Regions from separate parts of the Homo sapiens genome. Here region 1 is linked to region 2. A link is a contact called in ENCODE Hi-C data. All regions are on one chromosome and are shown on one strand. Each heading gives the region's core, a stretch centred on a gene start or an enhancer-like site at or near the end of the contact. The rest is flanking DNA. Distances are from core to core; before and after follow the strand shown. Region 1 holds the start of EPHB1 (EPH receptor B1). Region 2 has its middle 27 kb from the start of KY.

Region 1 (2,700 bases), core at 101-2,600, 120 kb after region 2:
TGGTGGAGAGGAAGAAGTCCCAGCAAAGGAGAGACTAGACACGCAGAGGTGGGGGGTGTGGGGAACTGATTTAGAAAAGCCCAGAAAGGAGAGTCATCCCAAAGGGAAATATCGCATCTGCCCACTGTTAGCTCATTAACAGACCAGGGGAAAGGATTGGTGCCTCCAAGGTGAGAGGCGTAGGAGGAGGGGTGGGGAACCTAACGGGTCATCCCTGACCCTGTAGGACCAGACTATCATCAGGTATGTAGGGGGGGCGGGAGAGGAGGGAAGGACACATCTCCAGCATAACATATAACAGCCTCAAGGTGAGTTTCTGATTTAGAACCCTTGACCATCTCCAGAAACAGGAAGATAAAGTGTAGCTGTGAGAGCTGAGCCTGGGAGAATTGCTCCTATCTCCAAGGCTGCATCCCCAGTTGCTGCCTAAGTCCTTCCCACCCACACTGAAGGCCTGGCCCACAGCAACAGTGCACCTCGCCTTGCACCGGCCTGGGAGAGCCCTCTTGCAGGCTTTGCTGTTTTATAGCTGACTGTGTGACTCCTGGTCTCCCCACGCTGAGCTGTCCTCTGGGGTCAGGGCCCTCTGTGGAAGTTCACAATGCACTGGGAAGTGAACACCAAAGGCAACCAGAGGCTTCTGCAGAAAAAGAACTGCGAAACGTTGGACAGGAAGCAAATCCGGTTCCCTGTGGACCCTGGAGCAAGTGCCCACAGGTTATCTGAACAGTATTCATTCTTTCGACGGACATGTACTATGCCTCCCGCAGGCCAGGCACTGTTCTGTGAACTGTGGATTCTGTAGTGAACAAAATAGACAAGAATCCGAAAATGGTGACCCCATTTTAATGAGGGAGAGACCCCACGATAAACAAAATCGATTAGTAAATACCAACCCATGCTAGAGAGTGAAGAGCTCTGGAGGAGAGGCACGGGTGCGCCCCTGGAGTTGCTCTAAACAGGGTAGGCAGGGTGCTCTTGTCACAGAGAAGATGAACGAAGGCTCGTTTGATCATTTAAAGCGGATCCAGTCCTGGGTGGGATGTAAGGGCACGAGGCCTCCCCAGCTCCTTCGCTGGGCACCCTATGGGGGGACAGGGTGAGTTGGGCGGGCCGCTGCGGTTCTCCGAGAGCACCACGAGGGGGAGCCCGGACCCCTCCTAGCGCCTTCCGAGCCCTCCCGCACAGCCTTGCAAGCAAAAGTTTTTCTTAAACTAACAATGCCAGTGTAAGGAGGTGCTCGCGCCTGATTGGCCGGGGGAATTTTGCAGGTTTGATTCCTTGATTGGACAGGAGGTGTTAGGGGTGGGGAGAGAGCTGATGGTGGGGGATCCCGCTCCCTCCCGCGTCAGTCTGGCCGGCTCCGTCCTCCCGTAGGCTCCGCTGTAGCTAGCAATGTGACACCAGGACGCACTCGCTCTCGCGCGCTCTCCCAGGCTCGTTCTCCCTCGCCCTCTCTCTCTCACACACGCACGCACACACCCACCTCTCCCATAAACACACACACACACATGCACACCCACACCCACGCGCGCCCGCACCGCCCCACGCGCACACACTCCTGCCCACGCCCACGCAGCGCTCCGGGAAGTCCGGTCCGGGCGAGAGCGCGAAAGGATACCGAGAAGCCACCCGCGGAGAGCGCAGCGGCGCCCTGGGACGCGGCGCTCTCCCGGCGCTGCTGCCTCGGCTTGGTCTCGGCCTGCGGGCCGTCGGCCGGCGATGGCCCTGGATTATCTACTACTGCTCCTCCTGGCATCCGCAGTGGCTGCGATGGAAGGTAACGTACCCTCCACGGAGCAAGTTGGCTGCTGGTGCCGGCCGCCTTGGGACTGCTGTGCTCCGCGGTTCGCGGGGTTCCTCTGGCTGCTTTGCGGTGCAGGCATCCCGGGACCCGAGGGCAAGGAGGTTTGGGAGCCTCGGCCGCTGCCGAGCGCGGGGCTTGGGCGGCACCCACCAGAGCGCCCCCGGCTGGCTCTTAGCGCCCGAAACTGGCTCGCGAGTCCCCCGGCTTCCTCGCCCCGGCACTCCCTGGTAGCCTCGGTCTCCCGCAGCCCCCGCTCGGAGAGCTCGGAGCCCGCTGCATTGCGGTGCATGCTCCTTAGCTCTGGGGCAGAGCCAGAGCTGGGCGTTGGGGAGAAAGGGGTGCCTCTGGCCATCCGGCTCCTGGAGTACTGGCGCCCGTCTGCTCCCAGGCACGGATACGCTTCTGAGCAGCCGCGCGCCACCTCCTTTTCTCCAGCTCGCAGTCCACGGGCTAGTGGACTCTGCTTGGCGTGCAAGCACTGCGCGCGGGGGCCGGAGAAGCTCTGCCGTGGTATCCCGCAAGTGGCCGCCGAAGGAGAGGGGTGGAGTTCATTGGCCGTACCCTTGGGGACCAGTCTGGTGGTCCGGGCGCCTGCGGGACTGCAGGTTTCCAGGGTCAGTCGGGGAGAGGTGGAAACCCTTTTCGCCTCTTGAGCCTTGGAACAGGAGTGGGCTGGGGTGAGTGGTCGGTCCTACCTAAAGTCTCCCAGCCTCTCCACCACCCCGGAGAGGATACTCGGCGGCCGGGAGTCGTCGGGCAGCGTCACTCTCTGCCAGCTCAGACTTGGCGGTGCCTCCGGCTTGGTGGCTGGGAAAGCGCGCTCCAAAGACACCGTGCCCGGCGCAGCGGGGAGCCTGGGCGCTCGGTAGCGCTCGCGAATCCCTGTGGGAAAT
Region 2 (2,700 bases), core at 195-2,694:
ATAAAAAGTAGATTCTGGTTGCCAGGGGTTTGGGGTAGGGAAAAATGGCGGAGTGACTGTCAATGTGTGCAGGTTTTCTGGGAGGTGACAAAAATGTTCTGAAGTTAGACAGTGGTGATAGTTACACAAACTTGTTAATATAACAAATAGTGATTGTAAAGAAAAACAAATTGTAAGGGTGAATTTTATGGTATGTGAACCGCATCTCAATTTTTAAAAAGAGAATATTAAAAGTGAGTCTGTCTGAGAACGGGGTCAACAGTGAGGAATTGAGGACAGGAGATGGAGAAGGAGAAACAGGATCCCATGATATCACTTGAGCCCCTATAATCAGTTGTGCCAGAAGTCAGACTACCTTGGAATGTGTCAGTTATGTGAGCCAACACATTCCCTGCTTCCTAGGTTGGGGTGGGTCGGATTTTCTATCGCTTACCCCCAGAGGAACCTAGCCTGGCAGACATGTCCTGTGCCTTCCTCTGGGCAACGCTGTTTCCTTCTGCATTTCCATCTCCACGTATTGGCTCCTCGCTCATGCTTCTTCCACTAGAAAAATAGTTCTCCCGGCCAGGTGCAGTGGTTCACGCCTGTAATCCCAGCACTTTGGGAGGCCGAGGCAGGTGGTTCACGAAGTCAGGAGTTTGAGACCAGCCTGACCAACATGGTGAAACCCCGTCTCTATTAAAAATACCAAAAAAATTAGCTGGGCGTGGTGGTGCGTGCCTGTAATCCCAGCTACTGAGGAAGCTGAGGCAGGAGAATTGCTTGAACCCGGCAGGAGAATTGCTTGAACCCGGCAGGCGGAGGTTGCAGTGAGCGCAGATGGCGCCATTGCACTCCAGCCTGGGCAACAGAGAGAGACTCCATCTCAAAAAAAAGTTCTCCCTTGACTTTACTTCGCACCCTTTTCTCTTCCTCATTTCACTCAAATCTCCCAAAGAGTGGTCATCCACACTTGCTGTTTCCGTTTCCATGTGTTTACCTCTGAACCCTCTTCTTCTGGGTCCTGCCCCACACTGCGCGGGCACTCTACTGCTCCCCTGTGGCCACATGCAGCAGGTGCACCTTCATGGTCCTCTTGTGCTTGTCCCACAGGGTTGGTGCCCACCTACCTCCATCTGGGGGAGCTCTGAGTTCTCTGGGCTTCCCTTTGACCTTGCTCCTCAGCTTCCTCGATGGCCCCTGATTTCTCTGCTCATTCCTGGACATTTGTGCCTCACTGACTCTGGCTAGGGCTAGGGTTAGGGTGAGGGTTAACCCTAACTGCTCTCATCTTCTCCTCCTTCTCCCTGGGCTGCTGCCTCCATGCTCAGGACTTTGAGCTCCATTCCTCATGACTGAATCCCTTGCCTGAGATTCAGATTAGCCCTCCCCTGTTCCCCACTTGTTTGGAAGCACCCCCATGGACGCAGTCACTCATGCTGGCAACATTCCTCCTCCCTCTCCTTCCCTTCACATAGTCATGCAGTCACCAAGTCACGCCGTGTCCCAAGTATTCCTGGCATGCTTTCTCTCTCCACGTCCCTATCACTACCACCCTCTGTGCCAGTCTGCTTGCTGGTCTCTTTGTCTCCAGTCTTCTCCCCTCCAGTTCCCCTTCTTGCACTTGATTTTAAAACACAAATCTCAGTATGCCACTCCCTGCTCAAACCCACAGGGGTTCAAGTGCAAGCCTTTGGCAGGGCACCTGGGCCACCTGGTGCTGGGCTCCCACCTGCTTCTCAGATGCCCTCCCGCTGCCTCTGCTCATGCTGTGCTCCTCCAGCCCAGAGCTGCTTGTTGGTAGCCACAGGGAACATGCTGCCCTGTTTCTCTCTGTGATGTGTTGCTCTCCTGCCCTCCGCTCCTTCCTGACACATTCCTATTTCCCTTAAGACTGGGCCAGGTGACAACTTCTTGGAAATACTTTTCTGGACACCCCACTCCAAGTCCATCCTCTCTGTACCCCCACCCAGGCCAGGTCATGTGCTCTTCCTCTGGTTTCCACAACCCTCTGGACTTGTCTCTATGAGTCTATTACATTGTTTAAATAGGCTTCACATCTATGCTGTGTGCTTCTGGAAGGAAAGGCTGTGCATGTTCCTGGTGCCTAGTGTAATGCCCAGCCCTCACCAGCTGCTCAATGAGTGTTTAATGAATGCTGGAGTGAACCATAACAGCTAACACTCTCCAGCCACTCACTGTGTTTCAGGTACTGCTCCAAAACCTCTTTATATATTAACTCATTTAAATCCCTCAACACTTATGAAGTGGGTTCTATAAGTGTCCTCATTTTACAGATGAGGATACCAAGGCACAAGGAGGCTAAGCAACTTACCCAAGGTAGTGCAGCTAGATTCAAGCCTAGCTCTAGGGACTTGACCCATACCCACCTCACTGTGCTGCTGCTACAGCTCTGCCTGCATCCCATGCTGACTTCTGCTCATGCACCCCCTCCACTTGGAATGTTAGTGGCTGATCACCTTCTCCACCTGGTTCAAGACCCAGCTGAGGCCCTGAGCTTGCTGGCACAGTGCAAATGGGCCCCTAACATATGACATTCATTGTAACAAAGAATAGTTCCCCCAGAGCTCATTCAGGTCTCAGTACAAATTGTCTTGTAGCCTGACAAAGAAAGCTGGTGATGTATAGACCCATTGTATACTGGGTGTTAAGAGATATCACCATTGACATCCATGCTTTTGGAAATGTCATCTTTTTTGT

What was found. A loop is a pair of places that touch in the nucleus more often than their neighbours do. Pooled maps may share reads with other maps.
Region 1: a loop to region 2 is called in a pooled map, with 2.1 times the contacts of the local background. The contact joins the promoter of EPHB1 here to the enhancer-like site in region 2. A Hi-C loop is called at or near these places in 1 of 50 pooled maps.

The regions. Positions count from the first base shown.
Region 1 is chr3:134,793,910-134,796,609 of GRCh38, forward strand. EPHB1 (EPH receptor B1) reads left to right here and starts at 1,351. Exons shown (of 16, transcript NM_004441.5): 1 at 1,351-1,780. The coding sequence starts at 1,723. RefSeq lists enhancers at 867-1,076, 1,138-1,432, 1,477-1,526, 1,537-1,726.
Region 2 is chr3:134,676,392-134,679,091 of GRCh38, forward strand. It overlaps a transcript of CEP63 not described here. Among named protein-coding and RNA genes, the nearest start is that of KY, 27 kb to the left of the region's middle. Within about 2 kb of position 1,445, at least 2 of the 41 ENCODE cell types and tissues checked have a DNase peak (open chromatin) inside an H3K27ac peak, as active enhancers do.